Regions from separate parts of the Homo sapiens genome. Here all the other regions are linked to region 3. The links are chromatin contacts, found by Hi-C or POLR2A ChIA-PET in ENCODE. All regions are on one chromosome and are shown on one strand. The core of a region is the stretch at or near the end of the contact, and the rest is flanking DNA. Distances in the headings are between cores, read along the strand shown.

Region 1 (2,700 bases), core at 13-2,512, 1.6 Mb after region 3:
TGTGTGAAAACAAGTGAAAATATAGCCAGAGAAAAAGGTAAGGACATCATATCAGATACATGATAATACCAATGAAAATTAGAGACAAAAGCAAAATACTAGCTGCTAAATGTACAACTGGCTGCTGGCTATCTAACCAAATTCTGACTGTGATAGGTGTGCCTGACATTTTTGACAGGTAAATATTTTTTATAGGACCTCCAGTTTTCAGTTGAAAAATAGTATCTTACATGAAGTGCATAATTAAAGGGAATATATTAGACTAATATATTTTTAATTTTTTTTTTAGAGACAGGGTCTCACTCTTTCACCCAGGCTGGAAGTGGTATGGTCATAGCTCACTGTAGCCTCAAATTCCTGGGCTCAAGCAATCCTCCTGCCTTGGCCCGCCAAAGCATTGGGATTATGGGCATGAACCACTGTTCCCAGCTCTAGGTTAGTATTATTGGTGCTAGTAGCTAGATAATTCTAAAAGTGAAACTCCTTACCTTTATTTTTAGTGTTTTTAAATATGGATAGAAACAAAAAGTAGGAGGAAATGAAAGAGAAGCAGATAAACCTTTTTTTGTCCTAGCATGTAGACTCCTTTGCATTTCTTGTTTTTCAATGAGAAAATAAAAATTTTTACCTCTTAATCTTAGCTTTGCCCTTTTAGGTTACTTGTCTGTTATCTCATAATTTATCTTTTACTATTAAATATTTATAATTAATGTACCCCAAATAGTTATATTGCCCACGGTCTAAAACAAAACAAAACAAGTTTGCTTCTAACCAAGGTTGTAGTTTTGTAAATCTTAGCTCTAGGAATAAAACTTTTAGAGAGCATATGCCAATTATGTGTATTGTGTAAAGTTTTAACAGTATATAAAGTTGTTTTGTCCTAAAGTCAATGGCATTAATAAGAGATAATTTATTCAGATAACTCTGTGAGAAAATCTCAAAATATTTCCAAGCAAGTCTGACTCAACAAATCAAACATGAGTTTCCTATAGGCTGAAAATCCTACCAGATACAACCTATACTTTTAAAAATGAAGCCTGTTATTTGGCTTCTTTTTGTTGAACTACAGGGAACTACATAGGTTTGTTGTTACATGATGAGAAAGGATTTATTGTGAAACACTTTGAGTGCTGTAAGATAAAATGCTCTATTAGGCTACATATACACAATCCTGCCACTTCCCCTTTTATTAAAGACCATTTTGACAGCCCAGTCAGGACTTTCTGAGGTTTAGAGAAGTGAAAAATGCTCTTCAGTGTGCCTTCACTCACAGAGGGCACAGACATCAGGCACCACATTTGACCAAATACACTCTCAGGATTGCCAGCTATCTACAGCAAAAACTGGTAACTACTTTCTTCAGCTTGCAGAGAGAACTTTTTAGAGTGAAAGTACCAGGTGTAGGCTTTTTCTGTACAAACATATTAAAATTTATATCAATGCATGTCCAGAGATATTTCCTAAATAATCTCTTTCAATTATCATTTATGAAACATGTAATGACCATTTACTATATGCAGGTCATTGTGCTAAGCACTTTATGTACATTATTTTATGTAACTCTTACATCATCCATGTAAGAAATCAACTCCAAATATAGATGAAAATATGCCAGATGAAGCAATCTGTCTTGTGGAGTCATTACTTAGAATTCAGGCCAGGCATACTTCAAAGCAACAAAGCTGTAGCAGCCTCAAGCAAGTGTGATCATGAGAAATTTAGAAATATTTAGTTTTTAATACATTGAGTTAAGAAAATTGATTTTAAAAAGTTCATTATCAGTCTTCAGCTTTTGTTTGGTGTTAGGAAAGCAATATAGAGCAATAGTTGATCCAAAACAGTTCACTTAAAGTGAGTTAGGTCTATATTTAAAAACATCTGTCAAATGTGGGTCCCTGGTTCTGATGTAGCAAACCCGCCCTGCCCTCAGTGGTAAGTGGAATGAAAGCCATTTCTGAGGCGGGGAGGGTGGAAAGGCTATAAATACATGATGCCACAATCACATCCTTCTTGTTCAAATGATGCTATGAGACCCCATTCAAGTCTTTGCATTCTTCTTCAAACAAGCTACTGGATTTAAAGGCCCAAGAAAAGCCTGATCATAAATTCAGAACTGTCCCTCCCAGCACAACTTCAGCCAGCCATCTGCACCCTCAGAGAGGATGCCAAAACTGTCAGTGCCATCTTGAGATCAATATGGTCCTTGTTCCTGGGATGCTACAGGTGGTTAGTGCTACTACCCTCTGCTTGTTCTGCTGCACCCCTGGTAATAAGTCACTGCTTTGGAGCTTGAATATTTGGGTTGTTTAATTTCTATTTTCTTAGCTGAGTGGTTGGTGGGGCGCATAAGAGTTGGGCAAGAACATGCTGCAGTGATTAGGCATGACCCTTTCCATGATCGCATTGGTTCCAGCAGGGAATCTATGGGCCAGTGGCCTATCTCACAGAAACTAAGACCACAGTCTTGAAACCACTGTGAAATTTGTTAAAATCCTAGTTTCCATTTCTGTGCTTATGACCAAGCCCCAAGTGGGGTGAGGTCTTAGAATCTAAGACAACCTCTAGTTGCTAAAGGTCCCACGTTACTTGTCTATAAAGTTGGGAATTGTTCTAAGATAAAGACAATATTGTCTCTTTATCTCACAAGCTTAAGAACACTCTCTTTTTTCTGTAGCCAGCTTAGCACAACCCAGCAAAAAT
Region 2 (2,700 bases), core at 9-2,508, 1.7 Mb before region 3:
GTTTGCTCTTCAAAGCTGTTCAATGCTGCCCTACAGGTTTGCTCTATGGCCTGCCAGGGGCACATGGGGCTGCCTGGGAGCACTTCCTCTCCACTTGCTTACTTAATTCTCCCTTCTCCAGATCTCAACTCCTGTCACTTTCTCAGGGAAGCCTGCCCTCACCCACCAGTCTGGTCTGATTCCTTTGTTGTGGGTTCACTTCAGAAGCATGTTTTCCCTTGAGATCCCTTATCTCAGTTTGTAATTACATTCATTAGCAGAGACTATGCGGTTTATGTTGGCATCTTCTGAGAGCAGGTTATCTTATTTATGCTCTCCGTTTATTCCCGTGCCTAGCCAGTGCCTGACAAGGTAGGGACTCAGTACATAGCTGTTCAATGAATAAGTGTTTGCTCCAAATTCCAGAACTATCAACAGCTACTATGCTTACGAATATGCCCGTTGTATCTGTAGCCCATGGTGTTTGACAGCTGTCTTCTATTTGTTGAAGAGCTTGGTAACTTGGGATTTTGTAGAGATCAGTAAGGACTGGTGGGAACACCCAAAAGACCCATCAACTCGGTGATTTAGGACTGCTTTGCTTCTCCAGGAACTCCACTCCACCCCCACCAGCAAAAACCAAACCCAGGGTGTTTGAATTTAACAATAGTATGTGTGTGTGCATATGTGTGTGTGTGTTTAGCTGGAAAGTGGCTGGAGAACAAGGTGGAAGGGCCAGAGCTTCTGTTCCCTCCACCCATAAATGTTTGGCAAACACCCTGTAAAGAATCACAATGTGTCCGCTGCCTCCTGGCATTAAACAAAGGGAGCATCATAATTGCGGTCCCTGGGATCTTCGGGGCGCTGCCACCACCTGATTCTGGGTTAGGGGAAGGGGGCGTAACCCCATCTCCCCGGTTAAAGTGGACGGCATGTGAGTGAGAGCCTTTCCTGCCCCCTCGGGGTGTGTCCCCGCGGGCTTCCCCACCCATATGTGTGAGACCCGTCAGGGAGGCCCGCGATCCGCCCAGGGCCCGGGGCCGGCCCGGCCGGGCGCCGCGTGCAGGTGCGGAAGGCAGGCGGCGGCCCGGTGCGGGCGCGGGGGCAGCGCCGGGGGCCGGGCTGCGCGGCTCGGCTGCGGGCGGCAGGAGGCAGCGTCGGCCCAGGCGGCGGGCGGCGAGCGAGCCAGCGCGCGGTGATGTCAGTGGCGGCCCGGCTGGCAGCAGCCGGTACTTCCTGTGGAAAGGCGGGCGGGCTCGGCTGCAAACCCCACTAGCCAGTGTCAGCCTCTCGGCGGGAGGAGGCGGCGGCGGAGGAGGAGCAGGGGGAGGGCTGTCAAATTCGGGAGCCAGATTTTTTCCCTTCTCCTGGCAATCCCTTCCGCTTCCCCGGCTCCCGGCGTGACATCTGCGGGCCGGGGACCTGCATGTGTGTGCGCGCGAAGGAGCGGAAGAATGGCAGTGCTCAAACTCACCGACCAGGTAGCGGGCGGCGGCGCCGGCGGGCGGGACGCGCGGGCGCGGGGCGGCGCGGAGCCCGGCGGGGGGATGGGGGCGCGGCTGGAGCGCGCCCGCGAGCTGTTTACTCGCGGCGAAGGGGAGGACTGTGTGCGGCCGCCGGTGCCTCCGAGAGCCCGCGGCGGCAGCTCCCCTCCGCCGCGCCGTCCCCGCCCTGGGCCGTCGGAACTGCGCGCCCGAGTCTGGGGCAGGGCCCGTGGGCGCTGGGCAGCCGGCGTGCGGGAGTGCGGCGGCCGCGGGCCCGGCGGGGCTGGGGAGGGGGCCGGGGGCTCGAGGTGCTCTCGGGACTCGCACCGCGCCGCGTTGCGTGGGCGCCGCCGGCCCGGGCCCCGGGGAGGAGGACGCTGCACGAAGAGGGAGAAAGGATCGCAGACTGGGACCCCTCCCCAAACCTAGCAGGAGTCCTGCCCAGAATGCGGCTCTTGTGTGGCCGGGCTGTCTTTATTTATCCGTTGGATGTGACATCCGACTTCCTCTTTAGTTGCGCCAGGCTGTGTGCGTGGTGCGGGATGGGGACCCCTGGAGACCGCCCTTTCGGATCGGGCCGGTCCCTCTGAGGAGGAGGTGAAGTCGGCTCGGAGCCTCCACTCACAGGCGGTGGGCTACGGTCTGCCTGTGTCTACCAGCTTTGTTGGCTTTCCTTGCTGAGACACCACACAGGGCAGCTCTGGAGTCCTGGCTTGGAGAGGTGGGGTTATTTGCTGAATCGGATTGACAGTCCTCGCCGCAGGTCTGTGGAATGGTAACAGCCACCTTCGCGGACTCTGCTGCTCTTACATTGACACTAACAGGCACCAAACCAAGTTGCATGACAAAACTCTTTGCAGCTCTTTCCACGAAAAAAGGAAACGGCTTGCTACCCCCACCCCCGTTTATTCGTGGGTAGTGAAAGGAACTTTGTTTTGGGGTCCTGGTAGGCAGAGAGGCAATCTTGACTTTGACTACAGGGTCAGACTTGCCAGCCCTTGGTATTAAATACCTCAAACTTGTCCATGGGTTGCATCTGCTGCCTTGCGTTCTCCAGTTAGTATCCAGCCAGAACATCTTGCAACTGAAGTGCAGTCCGTCACCACAATGATTTGCAATGATTTGTTCTCCTGCCTTTTAGATTCAATTTTTTTAGCTTGTTTTTCCTAAATATTTACAGGTGTTTGGCGGGGTTGGTGATGGGGAAATCACTGAGTTAAAATTCATGTTATTGTTA
Region 3 (2,708 bases), core at 144-2,643:
TAAGTTCTACATCTCCAGCTTTTCCATTACTTGCTTTTTCTTAATTATGTACAATTTAGATACACATCCAAAAAGAAAACAAATACAAACCTATTCTAGTTTTGCTCCAAGAATGACTCAGTTCCAATGTAAAATTAGAGGACTTAACAGCAAAAGGCATAAATAAAAGTTTCTTTTAAAAAACAGTATAACCTACCATACTTTTTGTTTTTTTCTAACATGTGTTTTGTGTCACTGTTACTTAGAATAGGTACTCGAGTGAACGACCCTTCCAACGGAGGGCTTCAGGTTCTGCAGTGATATTTCTTCCTCGTGCCAGATCCTTAGTACAGCCCATGTGGACAGGCTCCCACGTGAACATTTCTTTACAGAAGCCACAGGAAGACCTTGAACGTCATGTTGCTCGCGCCCTGGCAAGGCCCCCGCCCTTCTTAGCTGGGGCGTTCGAGGGACCCCAGGAGAGGCAAGGAGTTCAGCAGATTCCCAGACCCGGAGAGGCGGTGCGCGAAGGTTCCTCTACGCGATCCCCCTGCCGCGCCCCACATCGCTCTCCACCTAAGGGCTTTCCGGAACAAAGCCGTGCGGCCGCGCCACCTCCGGCCCACCCGGCCTGTCCCACCGACCCGGCCCCACCCTCACCCTCAGCTCCAGGGACCCCCAGCAGGCCGAGATCTTCACACCCCCGCGCTCCGCCTCGGCTTTTCGGTTGGTCCGGGAGAAAACTAGTAGGAGCAGAGGCGCCGCCGTCCGTTAGCCTCGGTCCGGAACAGCGGTGCCGAGGCTCCATCCCGGGGTCCCCTCGCCCCATTACAGACCAGAGAGAAGGACTGGAGAAGAAAAAACCGGGGCGCTGGTCGCCAAGCCCCCGAAGACCTGCCTACAGATCCCCAAAGCCTCGCCCGCCCGCGCCTGCGACGCCATCCGCGGCCGGCGCGCAGCCCCCTAACCGCCGCCACCCGCCCAGCGGTCACTCCCCCACCCCGGGCGCGGCCCGCGAGGCTCCGCCAACCTCCACAGGAAGGTGAGGGGGGCGCGAGGCTCCGCACGCGAAGTGGATGCCGCCGGCTCCCGATCCCGCGGCCCGCAGCAGCCCAGACCGCACACGAGGAGCCGCGGCGCCCAACACTCTGCCCACCACGCGCTCTGCTTCGGCTGGCCGCCGCCGACTGCAGCAGCTGCGGGAACCCCAGCGCCCGCATCCCCGAGGGAACCAGCCCCGACTCCCCGGTTCTGTTCTCCCTTTCTACCCCCACGCCGTCCCGGGACTCGCAGTCTCCGCCGCGCACGGGGCCGGTTCTGGGGGAGGGAATGTAAACAAATCGGGGTTTTATAGTTACCTCACACTCGAGTGCCGTGTGCATCTCCTCTCCGCTCGGTACCAAACCCCGGCTGCACCAAATCGTGTATTCACCAAAGCAGACTGCGCTAACTGCGTCGCAGAAACCGGCGCGTCTGACACCCTGCTACGCTTGCGGCGTACAAGGTCCACTCAGCTCCCTGCGCAGCCGCACCCCGTCCGCCTATGGGTGCTACGCTATGGGCGTACACGCGCCACCTAGCTATTCACTTCGGATAACGCCAGTTGCGTAAAGGAGTCGCACTACTCACGGATTCCACATGGATCGTCCGAGGAATAGGAAATTCAAGTCTACGCAAACTGCGGAGTTCCGTGGCTCCGCGCTAGTTTTGTTCCAAGAAAGAACGCCGCGGGGGAGTTGGGGCGGCTTCTTAACGCATGCGTGGAGCGCCCTTTATCATTCGCCTTTTCTCCTGGCTTTCGAACGTCGGTTGCTGAGGCCTTGGGCAAGGCGAATGAGTAATGGAAGCTCTAAACCCAAACGCTTTAGCCAAAAAGCTTCAGAGTGATCAACTGGAATGTTCATCTGTATACGAGTTAAACATCTACGTTAAGTTAACCCCGCCCCCTTTGTTAAAGTAACCTTTTCAGTCTCTTAGGGCAACAGCGAACTTTATTTAGTGCTAAGTGCGAGGTGTTTTGCCTAGCTCCCCTTCCCACCCATTTAATTCTAAAGCACACTTACTGCGGGTCTTCCAAACCTAAAAGAAAAAGTTGAGTCCTGAGAACATGTCACACATGTAGAGAAATTCTCGAGGCTTTTGGCAACTTTCCAAGGTCTTCACTCCTCTACTCCTCAACTGATCGACTATTTCTTAACACTCTATGACAAAAAAATCCCGATCCAGCCAAGCAGTTCCATGGACTTGTGCCTACACCGTGCTCATTCTTGCCCTTTGCTCACGCCATACATCCCATCTAAATTGTCTCCTCCCCTCTTAAGCAACCACCAACCCACATTTTCTTAAAAGGTGACTCTGGACGTCTTATTTTTGCTTCATTACTCTGCTTCCTGGCTCTTACTTAATCCACATGTTGAGGCGTATCTGCATTCCGCCTGGGGTGCCTGTGTTTCTATATCCAACCAGAATCTACTTAACACAGCGAGTTCTGGGGGTGCCTTACTGGTGTCTAGTAGAGAAAATAAAACCATGAACAGCAGTAATCGCAGGCTTGACTGTGTGTCAAGTACTCCACATATATATTAATTTAATCACCATAACACGGTGAGGTAGGAAACTGAGGCACACAAGACTTTAACTTGCCTGGTATCACAGAGCAGGTAGAGAAAAGAGTTGGGATTTCCAAACCCATTCAGTATGGACGGCTAGGTAGTCCCGCTAACCTGCAT
Region 4 (2,700 bases), core at 181-2,680, 1.3 Mb before region 3:
ACATTCCGTAGCTAGCTGTGTTTGTTTAGACTTGCAACTGTTTCTGTGCAGGGTAAAGACTATCTTGATTTTCAGGATCACTCCACTTCTTCTTCATAGTTTCGTAATCTGAACATCAGGGTGTTGTACAAGATAAACTATAAGCTTCCTTTTGGTTTTAAAATTCTTTGATTTTATGTATTGTAGCCAAACTTCCTCTGCACAGAAAATATACCAGAAAATCAGCCCAAGTTCAATGAAATTCATTTAGTGCCAAAGACCATTCTAAGAATCCTGTGGTTACTACACACACACGCACACACACACCGTCTACTGTTGAGTCAGCTTTAAAGAGTGATGTCTTTTTCCTAACATTCTAGTGTTTTGAAGCTGCTACAAGTGATTGATTTCGAGCTTTTTTTAAAAACTCCTCCTTTGTACAAAACAGAACCGAAATTCTTCAAAACGAATTAAGTCATTTGCGAGTTTGAATGGAAGCTGGACGAAATTGCCTCCTCCAGTTAACGTGGAACCCATTCCCCAAGAGATGGAGGTTCTGGAGAGCAAGGCGAGTCAGCGTCAAACTGATTACGCAGATACCTGTTGGGGACGTCAGTGCTAATAGATATTTTGGTAACATATTTTAAGGACTAACGATGCTTTTTGTGATTCAGGCTTTCATCTGATACCAAGAGCAGAATCTCGTCGGCTTGCGGGTGTTTTTTTTTTTTTTTTTTTTTTTTTTTTTAATGAGCCGGTGCTTTTAAGCGCTGTTACCTACTGGGCCCAAGTAGGCGGTAGAAGAGGGAAAATAAAGCCATTTGTTCCCTCTTCAAGCTAACTGCTCCAGAGAGCTGTGAGTGTGCTCTACTACCGTTGGGAAAACCGAAATTGCGGAGGCCTGAGTCTTTTCAAAATTGAACGGGAAGCGTTTTTAAACTGCCGCAGGGAGAGGCGTTTGCGAGGTGACAGCTGATGACCCCTGGGCTTTTAAGTCCTCCTCCCCTCTCTCGGTCCGCTCTCGGTCCTTAATCGCCTCTGGACTCTGGGCTCTAGTCCCCTCCCCAGATTCACCCATCTGACACCCGCCTCCTGCCCAATCCCCCGGCTCGTCTCCAGGGCTCCCGCGCTCCGCCCATCCCCCTCTGGATGCTTCCTCTCTCTCTCTTCTTTCCCTCCCGCCAGCCACTCCTCGCGTCTTTCTCTCCCCACTTCCCTTCTTTCCCCTCACCCTCCAGCCCAGCCCACCCTGCTTTCTCCCTCTTTCTCTTTCCCGTAGATCCGCGCTCGCGCTGCAACACCTACTCCTCCCTCGGCTCTGGGAGTCGCCAGGCCAGAGGCGCCGCGGACCTGGTGCGCGCAGGCGCACTGCGCGGCTGGCGAACGGGCAGGCCGGGCATCAGCGCAGGCGCGCGCGGCTGGGGCTCGGCTCCGGGGGTGGCGGTCGGACAGTGTCTAGCACGCTCAGTCCGGGCTTGGGGCCCCGCGGCGGAGAAGGAGGTAGAGGGGGCGGCGGCGGCGGCGGCGGTGGTGGCGGCACCATGTTTCTTCACTCAGTTAATCTCTGGAACCTGGCGTTTTATGTCTTCATGGTCTTTCTGGCAACCCTGGGGCTGTGGGATGTCTTCTTCGGCTTCGAGGAGAATAAGTGCAGTATGAGCTACATGTTTGAGTACCCGGAGTATCAGGTAAGGTTCTGCCCTCTCCTCAGCCGGGCGCTCCAAGACTCTGGCCCCTGGTGCCTTTTTCCTTCTGTGGGTTCGTCCTGCCTTGGCTCTCTGCGCCTCTCGGGCCCCCTGTCCCGTCCTCGCCTCTGTTTTCTCCGCCCGGGGAGACTCTGCATCCCCCTTCTGCCCCCCTCACCTCCCCTTTGTGTCCCTTCTTCACGGTGGGGTGTTTGTTAGACGATTTCCCGAGAGCATCCTCGTGGTCGTCCTCGTAGTTACTCCGCTGTCCCTCCGCCTCCTCCCCAGCCCCAAATCCTGGGCACAAGCTCTTCTGACTGGCCGGGCCCAGCCCCCCTCATGCCCAGAGAGGCAGCCTCAACCCTTCTCCCTAAACCGAAGCTCCATCCCTCTCGCGTTCTTGCCTTAACCCGTGCCCCAGGACCTTCCTTTGCTTCCCACGCGCCTAAATTCCCCTCGCGCCCGGTGATCTGCTCGTCAGATTTCGCATTTCTAGAAAGGGACCGAGCGTCTGCAGAGTGTATATTGGCTAGATAGTTCCCAAGGCTGTTTTTAGAGACTCCAGGGTTTTGCCTATGGGTAAACTGGCGAGTCATTGAATTGGAAACTAGATCCCCTCTTGGAAAGATGTTGCAGATCCTCTTATTTTGCAGGTTAAGGGGCCGTGCGTGTGTGGGCTTGCCTGTGTGTGTGCATACCTGTGTTTATGCATGTCTCTCAGCAGCCGAGCCTCTTAATAGTTGCATACAAAATCTATTTCATGGTGCTATTTTTGTTTTCTCGCTGGGTTCGGAGTTTAAGAGAGAGCCAACCCTTCTCTCTCCACCCCTACCGCTTCCATGCCATTTTGAATGTTTTCAATCAATGGCTTCGTTAGTTCGGCATAGTAGGATCTAGAATTTCATTCATGACTAGCTGTAAAAAGAGGCGCAGACAAATTACACAACTGTCCTAAGAGAATTTTTCCGAATGATTCTTTTATTTCTAAGTGCATCTCTTAATTATGGACTACCTATTGTAATAATTCCCTACCATA
Region 5 (2,721 bases), core at 201-2,700, 1.8 Mb before region 3:
TAGCTACTCTGGAGACTGAGGCAGGAGAGTCTCTTGAACCTTAAGGTCGAAGTTAGGGTCAGCTGTGATCGCACCACTGCCCTCCAGCTTGGGCAACAAACCAAGACTGTGTGTCAAAAAAACAGAAAAAAAATCGTTTGTGTCACCTGATCTGAAGAAGGGAGGGAGTCTGGTGAGAGGGAAAGAGGGAGCAAGGCTGCAGGTCAGGAGTCACCAGGGACAGGTTATCTAAGCTCTCAGTCCAGTGCCATTGTCCATATATCTCCCACCTACCGCTAGCCTCAGGAAAATGGCTCCTCACTTTACCCAAAGTAGATATGGGGTCTTCCTGCAAGAGGAATACACCCATACCATTTCCCTCCCTTCAAACGACCATACTGACCCATGGTATGGTTAGTATTTGGGTTGCAGGTTTATCACATAGCGAGGTACTCCTCTCTTTGTGATGGCTCTAACCTTGATAACTACCTGTTTTCCTCGGCTGCTTCCGGGACCCATCTTTCTGAGCCTTTCTTTCTTTTTCATCGTCGAAGTCAAAGACCAGTGTGACAGTACAAGGTTATATTATAATTGATGCCCAGGAAAACAGACTGCCGTATTCTGATCTATTAAAATTCCTGATTTAGGAATACCGTCTAGGATTTAAGAGAAACATCTAATGAATGTTAATAATGACGATGAGTGGTTTTCTAGGAACCCATAAAGTAAAAGGCTTTAAAAGGGTGGCAAGATTGTCACTGTGCAACTCAGCAACGATTTGTGAGGCTCAACGAAATTCCTACCCAAATTATTTGCAATTATTAAACAGAAAGAATGAAAAATGACCTTGAATTACAGGGCGAAAGATGGGACTGTTAAGACTGTCTTCGTAACTAAGCACTGTAAAGACTGAGACAGCTGCAAGGGAAAGTTTTCCTCGAGCTCTTCCAGTGAATTTTGGGAAAAGGGATTGAATGTCTGAGGTCTCTTCCAGCTCTGAAACCGCAGCGTTTCGTACAGTGTTCATTTTTTTTTAATGGGAGGGGTCTCGGGGTCTTGCTCTGTCGCCCGGTCTGGAGGCTTGAGTACAGTGGCGCGACACGATTACGGCTCACGGCTGCCTCGAACTCCTGGGCTCAAGCGATGCTCCCGCCTCAGCCTCCAGAGTTGCTGGGACTCAGTGTCTGTTCTTAACTCCCTTCGTAGAATCCACTTTCCTCCAGGGCAAAGTTACTCACTTAAGGACCTTACGGCTCGGCTCGGGGATTTCCTGGGTCACCACGCAGGCGACTTCAGGGCCCAACCGTGTCTCCTCCCCCACCCACAATGCACCTCGCGGTTCCCTCTAGGTGGCAGTTCTGTCACGTGTCACCCGACGGAGCGCGCTCCCGTTTGGCGCACGCGCAGAGTGCAGCCCCCAGCTATTTTTCTCCGTGGCGGCGGCGACGAGCGGAAGTTCTTGGGAGCGCCAGTTCCGTCTGTGTGTTCGAGTGGACAAAATGGCGAAGATCGCCAAGACTCACGAAGGTAAGCGGTCTTTCCCTGCTTACGTGTTTTCTTCGTTGCTAGCCTAATAAAAGCCTTTTTTCCTAGGATTCTGCCTTTTTCTATGGTTTCTTTCGTAGGAGCTGAGCCCGCGTTTCGGGGCCAAGGGTCGTCTCCTCCGCGCCAGCGGCGCAGGCCACTGCCCCGCGTAATGGCGTCCTCCTCTTACACCCCCGACAGGCGCTTTGTTCAGTGTTTGGGACCTGCTACTTCAGAGTAGCTTCTCTTCTCTGACCAGAGGGCCTCGTTTAAGCGGCTTCCTCAGTAGGATTCGTGGGCAAGGGATCGGGGAAGCGGGCGTGGGGAGAAGGTCTCACTCGCCTCTCGACACTGTCGTCCCCATAGTTTGTGCAGAAGAGGGTCAGAAAAGCACTGAAATACGGCAGCCGCTTTTCCGGCAGACTGAATCGAATTTGGTTAAACCGAGATTCCGTTACTCCTACCCTTGTGTGTCTTCAAGCGTCAGTTACTTGTTTATTTTTCTTGCACGAAACGATTTGGGGATAAAATCTGGTAGTTGTTTTCCCTCCCTTAGTCACTTTTAGTATAATATTGATCTTTTTCTTTGGAGACTGGTTATTGGAGGAGCAGATGGAAGAGGAAAACATAAATTACTTTCATTAATGGCCGAAGCTTTCAAGCTAGTTGATCGTTTTATGGAATACAGAGTGTGCAAATTAGGAAAACGTTGGGAATAGACTGGAGTTCATTAGGAAGTATCCAGAGATGACAGAAAATGGGATCACTTTTCAGAAAAGACGAGGCATGAGAAGTTGGAACTGCATTCTTTGATTTCTGACTTGGAATCCGAGATTTTCACTGAGAACGAGACTTCTAAGTCACTTTTGTTTCATATGTTCTTTCTGGGTATTTGGCTCGGTATTAGTCTGTGAGAGGTAAGAGACTGAGGCCATCCAAAATTTTACAGTCTGATAGGAGAAACAGATGTGTATGTTCTCATTCTCTCATGAGGCCAGATGCATGCTTAAGTAGAAGAAAAAGCAGCATGTTCTGGGAACCTGGGTAACGGAATGATTATGTTTAGGGTTGTTTCACTGAGGAGGTTACATGACCGTGTTTTAAAAGGATCAGTCAGTTTTAAATCGGGAAGGACATCTGAGCCTGAGAACATCTTGTAACAAGGTATTGAATCGTGAAAGGTGTGTTTGAGTAGTAGTCCACTGTAGCAGGAACAGA
Region 6 (2,700 bases), core at 13-2,512, 1.6 Mb before region 3:
CAGTTGCTACCTTCATCTTATTCTTTCTTTGTCTCCAAAGTGACTTGATTGCCTTAAAGTGATTCTAAAATTCACATAGCATTAGAGAAACCTAGACTATGCTTTAGAAAACAGTCTATCTTCCCAAAGATACATATACCCTCTTAAAGGTGCTGTAGTATTGCCAAGATACATACACATATAATATCTTAAAGTTGCTGTATGTACCTTTTTAAAAAGAGAAAGAGTTCTAAGCTTGTTTACTTAGAAGGTCTAATAAATCAGATCATTAAAAGTGTGAGAATTGCCTGTTTATGAAAACGTGCAGTTGGTTCAAACTGGCTATATAAATCGGCCAGATTGTATGAGCCAGTCTACAGGAGCTTAGCAGTGTACAGGTCCAATTCCATTATTTGCTCAATAATAGTTTTATGCTTAGGCTCAGCGTATGAGGCTGATAATTGTGGCATGATAAGACTGCACAGTGCTCAAGTGTATAATGAGCAATGCTTAGCTGGAAGAGAGAAAATATTTATCAGTGCTTTGCTAATGAGATGTTTTTTATATCATCTAATGAGTTGGTTTTATTTTAGGTAAGGTTAAATGTGTTTAATATGTTTCATAGAGATCTTGAAATAACATGTGCTGAAATAAATTAGAAAAAAAATCAGAAAAATTCCAAGTGGGCTCTCTGGAGTAATCACCTCGTAGATATTATTTTGAAAACCAGAAAACTGGTTGGAAGATGATATGCCAAAAATAACATTGTCTACATTAAACAGACTTACTTTATAGACCGCTTGTGTAACAAGATGTATAATGCTCTCCTTTGAGAACTTCTCCTTCCTTCAGGCTAACCTTGTTTGGGTGATATACCAGACTGTGTTAGAGGGGTCATAGCTCGCTGGGTGGCTAAGCCCCTATATGTGTGAGGTAGAAGTCTTGTAGAGTCAAAATTACTCTTGAAAATCTCTTTGGAAGGTGCCACCATGGAGGCCTGTATACTATCCCTTGTGGAGGCCAACACAGCCACTTTGGCCTGCAGAGTTGGAGCCGCATTGCTGTTTCTTTGAGCACCAGATAAGAAGTTGGCTTGCATTTAGGGGCCAACTTGTATGAAAAATATGTTTCTTTAAACACTAGAATCCCAGTCAGCTCTGTGAGATGTTCACACTGTGAAAAGCTTTCTGGAATGAGATGCAGAGGAAGCTGTGGGGTCGTGTTTCCTTTTTTCTCTCTCACCGTGGGCATGTGATCACCGAGTTCCTGATTGAAGTGTGTGTTTGTGTGTGTACGTGTCCACCTCCCTTCCTTGTGGGTGTTAACTGAATTCTTTTGAGCAAAAACATGTCTGACATGACACCACTGCAGTTGCTGTGATGCAGAATTTTTACTCATGTAGAAGTTCTTCTGTGAGAGCCTGCAATAACCTTTTTGGTTAATACTCCCTATAAAAGGAGAGTGGAAGAGGCAGGGTGAACAAATGTGTTATTTTGAATGAATGTGAATGAATCATGAGCAGAGATTTATTGAGGGCCTACTATGTGCTAGCAGTTAGGGATATAGTGGTGACCACAGTGACCGAATCCCTGCCCTTCTAAAACTTATGGTCTTGGTAGATTCCTGAGAATTTGCCTTTGTCTAGGCAACAATGGACTGACTAGATAACCATTAAATACATAGGGGTTCAAATATTTAGTGCAGAAGCATTTTGGGTTCTCGAATAGGGACTGTGTGATACAAGTGGTTTCTTTGAAAATTATCCATGATCTAAGCTCACACACTTACTGGCTCATAAAAGCCAGTTTCAGAGGCCAGATGACTTTCGTGTTTGGTGCCAGTGTGCTCCCACTGGATCCCTATCTGCCTGGTTGCAAACTCTTGGCTCTAGTACTGCCTGATCTCTAGCATACTTTGATCCACCAGAAAGTCCCTCCTTGTTCCAGTTCCAAAACTCTAGCTCTGCAATATCTCCTCTCCTTCCCCCAAAGTGGTGCTGTGGGGTGTGTGTGTGTGTGTGTGTGTGAGAGAGAGAGAGACTGAGAGAGAGAGAGAGGCTCAGTGAAGGGAATTCCCGTGCATGAGCTTACTGTTGATTACTAGCCCTTCATCACCGGAGTGTTGGTCACAAACCTGAGGAGGGCAAAGTGATTGGAGTCCCGAGGTGCTTGTGTTCCTTTGGCTCTGTTGGTCTGGATCTGTCGATCACCTTTCTTGGGGCTTCTTTGTGCTGCGTCGTCTCCTGCTTGCTGCCCCCCACTATTCCTCTTCTCTGAGTTATGGTTTATAACCTGCTGCATCTCCTAATGAACACCTGGAACCTCCAAGTTGGGAAAAGAAGGAGCATCTCATGGTGCCTGGGGCAGCAGGATGGTGTGGCCCTGACTTGGCCCAAGATTCTTGTGCCCCTCGAGGTGGTACCCCTGAGAAATGTACTCATGGGATTAGCGTGATTTCACAGATGGTTAATTTTTTTAAGTTAGTTAACTAAAGACATTATTTTTCCATTGAAATGAACATGGATATCTTAAGGCAGCACTAGACTGTAAAATTCATGTGAATGTTAAGTTAAAAACGTATTTTTCAGGCAGACATGTAGGGAAAGACGTTCACTCTTGTCTTCTGTTACAGGTACTTTGGTGGAAGTACCTGGTTGATCCTGGCTCCTTGGCTAAGTTATTGAAATTTTCTGCAGAATGGGGATAGTTGGAGGATTCACTG
Region 7 (2,770 bases), core at 198-2,697, 1.8 Mb before region 3:
CATGCACTGCCAGGAATACTATGTCTTAAACTACGATATGAAGATACACACATTCATATATACAGTTAAACCATGAAATGAATACTGGACAACTGGACCACATGGAGAACAGCTTTTTTGTCACTCGTCTTCCAGTACCACTCTCTCATATACTTAAGTATAATAAAGGTCAGAATCTGATGCTTAACATTGGAAATGAACGCAAACTGCCGCCCTCATTATCATAAACAGTATTTATCTTGGAACTGAAGCCTCAATTTGATCATTAAAGCAACTGTATTTTTCTCAAAAGTAAGTGTTATTTGCAAGACAACATTTTATAAGAGTAATACAAACAGATCTCAAGTATGATGGCGTTATTCTGCTTGAAACTACTTTTTGAGGTTATTTCCTAAAGCAGGAGTAATTTTATGATTTTGTTTGTCTCATCCAACATTTGTCTAAAGGGATTTGGATTTGGTAAGGTTGTTGGTGTTTTTAAAAATTCTTCATTGAATCTTTTTTTAAAAAAATTATTTCCTTGTTTCCAGTAGGGTCGGATCTTCATTTAATCTAAATGTCCTGGGGCTCAACTAGATTTGTGTTTTCTCTCCCCACCTCGTATTTTGTACACCTGAATTCATTTTAAACACACTAACTTTAATTTTCAAGAATATTACAATGTTATTAGTAAAAGGAAACTAAGTCGTACAAGTATGGTATCCGTGTCCCGACCTCCATCTCCACCCCCACCTACCAAAAAATGAACCAACCAGGAAAATCGAAAGCTGACTATGCTTCAAGGTTACAGGACCTGTAAGTTACAGCAGAGTGAAAAAATCCAAGTCCCTTATGCTGGCTGTATTTAGTTTTGTAAACACTAAATGGCGAGGGCAAAGCACTCTTTCAGAAATTGGGAAAACGCATCTGACCATCTGGCAGGTAGAAGGAACCGGAGAAGGGGGCTCACCGCCAAACACAAACTCCCATACAGCCAGCAGCCGGCAACCCTTCTGCGCAAAGTTAAAACTTTCCAACAGCAGTAGCAACAAGCCATAGGGGAGGAGACCGGAAGAGCCCAAAGGCACCAATGGCCAAATTGCTTCCAAAGTCGCTTCGCCGATGATTCACCGCCTCTCACGAGGCAAACGAGCCACGAACACAGCCTTGGGCCCAAGGTGATGCGCGCCGCTCTTGAGTCCCTCAGATGCCAAACGCAAAAAAAAGCCTTCTCCTCTAAAGACACGGAAATGCACCGAGTCCGGCTCTGCCTCACCCCCAAATCCTTCCGGTCCCCCAACTCGGCAGCCAAAATCGAAAACTACTCTCGTCTCAGCGCCCCCGCTGTTGATTACCTGCCATTCCGCACGGGCGCCTGCGCCCCGGCCGCTGTCGCCGACTTCGGACGGCATCCCGAGACTACCCTTCTCAAGGCCGTATGACCAGTCCGAGCTGCCATGATAGACTCTCCGAAGCCGGTCGTCACCTCCCGGACCAGCCCTGCAGCACCGCCCTCCTCTGGTCGGGCCCGGAGCCCGGCTCCGGTCTCTTCCAGCCAATGGACTGGCCGCCTGCGCAGCCTGACACGCCCCTTCTTCCCTTCCGGGTTGCACGTCGCTGACACACGCTGACCGTAAACGTTCCCGTCAGCCTGTCGGCCAATCGGAGCTGCGGGCCCGCCAGGACACACCTCTCTCTCCTGACCGACCAATCGCTTTTCCCGTGCGCTCGCGCAATTTGCGTAATACTCAGTGACTGCTCAGTCCACGCCCCGCGCAGGAGCTGTTCCTGGATTAACCAACTGCCTGGTTCTCCTGGGGTCCGCTTCCGGGAGGCTAGTCAGTGAGCCCCACCCCCCCGGGGGCTGCGGGAAGCCCCAGGGCTTGAGTGTTAATTCTGTAACTGTCCGAACCCGTGAGTGCGGAGCCAGACAGGCCACCACTCCTGGCTGCGAAGCCTGGCTGTCAGCGTCCTGCTTGTTAATGATTGTCTAATACAATGCCTGCCTTGCCTATCTCACGGGGTAATTGTGAGGGCAACATAAGGTCCTGTCATTAGGAAAGACTCAGTTATCCAGCAGCAGTTCCGTCTGCCTTCTTCCTGCGTGTCCCACATTTTAATTGGTGTTCTCGTATGATTTGGGTTTCCCTTATTCCATACTAATCAGACGACTTCGCTTTGATTTACTTGTTTTGGTGATCAGTCATCAAGTCCAGACTTCTTGTTCCCTCAGTTTGTTTTCAGGTCTTTACTTAAGGTTTGTGCACCAATAGTTTTCCTGCAAACTGTAAAGTGAGGATGACAATACTACCTATTTAATATAGTTTGGGTGTAAATGAGATTGTTGATTAAATGTAGTCAGATATTTGTGTGGCACCTACTAGATGCTGGAGAAGTGAGCAAAAGTCTTCACTGTCACAGAGCTTATATCCTAGTGGGGGAAAGAAACCAATTAGTATATAGTGCAATGGCAGCTTGTTATATGTCCCATAGACTAAACAGTACAGCAGGGTAAGGAGATGAAGAGGGAGGAATATGGTAGGGTGCTGTTTTATATAGGGTGGTTAGGAGGGGCTCTAAGAGGATGACACTGAACAAAGGCCTAAAATGAAGTGAGGAAGTGAACTCTGATTACTTGGGAGAAAATGGGCCGGGCGCGGTGGCTCACGCCTGTAATCCCAGCACTTTGGGAGGCCGAGGCGGGCGGATCACGAGGTCAGGAGATCGAGACCATCCTGGCTAACACGGTGAAACCCCGTCTCTACTAAAAATACAAAAAATTAGCCGGGCG

The links. Hi-C counts contacts between places; a loop is a spot of excess contacts on that map. ChIA-PET counts read pairs that join two places held with the same protein, here RNA polymerase II (POLR2A). Pooled maps may share reads with other maps.
Region 1: a loop to region 3 is called in a pooled map, with 4 times the contacts of the local background. The contact joins the enhancer-like site here to the promoter of SLC39A10 in region 3. A Hi-C loop is called at or near these places in 1 of 168 maps with a recorded cell type or tissue (OCI-LY7), 2 of 37 single-sample maps with no recorded cell type and 4 of 50 pooled maps. POLR2A ChIA-PET finds 5 or more read pairs at or near these places in 1 of 52 experiments (T-cell).
Region 2: a loop to region 3 is called in a map of natural killer cell, with 11 times the contacts of the local background. The contact joins the promoter of ANKRD44 here to the promoter of SLC39A10 in region 3. A Hi-C loop is called at or near these places in 1 of 168 maps with a recorded cell type or tissue (natural killer cell) and 10 of 50 pooled maps. POLR2A ChIA-PET finds 5 or more read pairs at or near these places in 1 of 52 experiments (B cell).
Region 4: a loop to region 3 is called in a pooled map, with 5 times the contacts of the local background. The contact joins the promoter of PGAP1 here to the promoter of SLC39A10 in region 3. A Hi-C loop is called at or near these places in 1 of 37 single-sample maps with no recorded cell type and 12 of 50 pooled maps. POLR2A ChIA-PET finds 5 or more read pairs at or near these places in 1 of 52 experiments (GM12878).
Region 5: a map of CD8-positive, alpha-beta T cell shows a loop between it and region 3 (6-fold over the local background). The contact joins the promoter of SF3B1 here to the promoter of SLC39A10 in region 3. A Hi-C loop is called at or near these places in 2 of 168 maps with a recorded cell type or tissue (CD8-positive, alpha-beta T cell and OCI-LY7) and 15 of 50 pooled maps.
Region 6: a loop to region 3 is called in a map with no recorded cell type, with 4 times the contacts of the local background. The contact joins the enhancer-like site here to the promoter of SLC39A10 in region 3. A Hi-C loop is called at or near these places in 1 of 37 single-sample maps with no recorded cell type and 2 of 50 pooled maps. POLR2A ChIA-PET finds 5 or more read pairs at or near these places in 1 of 52 experiments (H1).
Region 7: a loop to region 3 is called in a map of CD4-positive, alpha-beta memory T cell, with 9 times the contacts of the local background. The contact joins the promoter of COQ10B here to the promoter of SLC39A10 in region 3. A Hi-C loop is called at or near these places in 1 of 168 maps with a recorded cell type or tissue (CD4-positive, alpha-beta memory T cell), 1 of 37 single-sample maps with no recorded cell type and 11 of 50 pooled maps. POLR2A ChIA-PET finds 5 or more read pairs at or near these places in 2 of 52 experiments (AG04450 and activated CD8-positive, alpha-beta memory T cell).

Annotation. Positions count from the first base shown.
Region 1 is chr2:194,103,378-194,106,077 of GRCh38, reverse strand. No RefSeq gene overlaps it. Among named protein-coding and RNA genes, the nearest start is that of LINC01821, 240 kb to the left of the region's middle. Within about 2 kb of position 1,262, at least 3 of the 41 ENCODE cell types and tissues checked have a DNase peak (open chromatin) inside an H3K27ac peak, as active enhancers do; they include OCI-LY7, where a contact is called at or near this core.
Region 2 is chr2:197,309,338-197,312,037 of GRCh38, reverse strand. It overlaps ANKRD44 (ankyrin repeat domain 44), which reads left to right and starts at 1,258. Exons shown (of 28, transcript NM_001195144.2): 1 at 1,258-1,460. The coding sequence starts at 1,434. ANKRD44-DT (ANKRD44 divergent transcript) reads right to left here and starts at 972. Exons shown (of 4, transcript XR_923750.3): 1 at 1-972. RefSeq lists silencers at 943-1,022, 1,033-1,352, 1,403-1,782 and an enhancer at 1,906-2,407.
Region 3 is chr2:195,655,911-195,658,618 of GRCh38, reverse strand. SLC39A10 (solute carrier family 39 member 10) reads right to left here and starts at 1,393. Exons shown (of 10, transcript NM_020342.3): 1 at 1,338-1,393. RefSeq lists silencers at 625-724, 925-1,044, 1,075-1,124.
Region 4 is chr2:196,925,437-196,928,136 of GRCh38, reverse strand. PGAP1 (post-GPI attachment to proteins inositol deacylase 1) reads left to right here and starts at 1,430. Exons shown (of 27, transcript NM_024989.4): 1 at 1,430-1,667. The coding sequence starts at 1,521. RefSeq lists a silencer at 1,232-1,481.
Region 5 is chr2:197,433,757-197,436,477 of GRCh38, reverse strand. It overlaps SF3B1 (splicing factor 3b subunit 1), which reads left to right and starts at 1,450. Exons shown (of 25, transcript NM_012433.4): 1 at 1,450-1,506. The coding sequence starts at 1,479. RefSeq lists enhancers at 1,002-1,051, 1,072-1,381, 623-1,822, 1,567-2,113.
Region 6 is chr2:197,211,358-197,214,057 of GRCh38, reverse strand. All of the region lies in intron 1 of ANKRD44 (ankyrin repeat domain 44), which reads left to right. Among named protein-coding and RNA genes, the nearest start is that of ANKRD44-AS1, 15 kb to the right of the region's middle. RefSeq lists an enhancer at 1,027-1,266. Within about 2 kb of position 1,262, at least 9 of the 41 ENCODE cell types and tissues checked have a DNase peak (open chromatin) inside an H3K27ac peak, as active enhancers do.
Region 7 is chr2:197,452,229-197,454,998 of GRCh38, reverse strand. It overlaps COQ10B (coenzyme Q10B), which reads right to left and starts at 1,447. Exons shown (of 5, transcript NM_025147.5): 1 at 1,335-1,447. The coding sequence starts at 1,438. RefSeq lists enhancers at 925-974, 1,175-1,224, 1,245-1,724, 1,169-1,785, 1,845-1,914 and 1 more.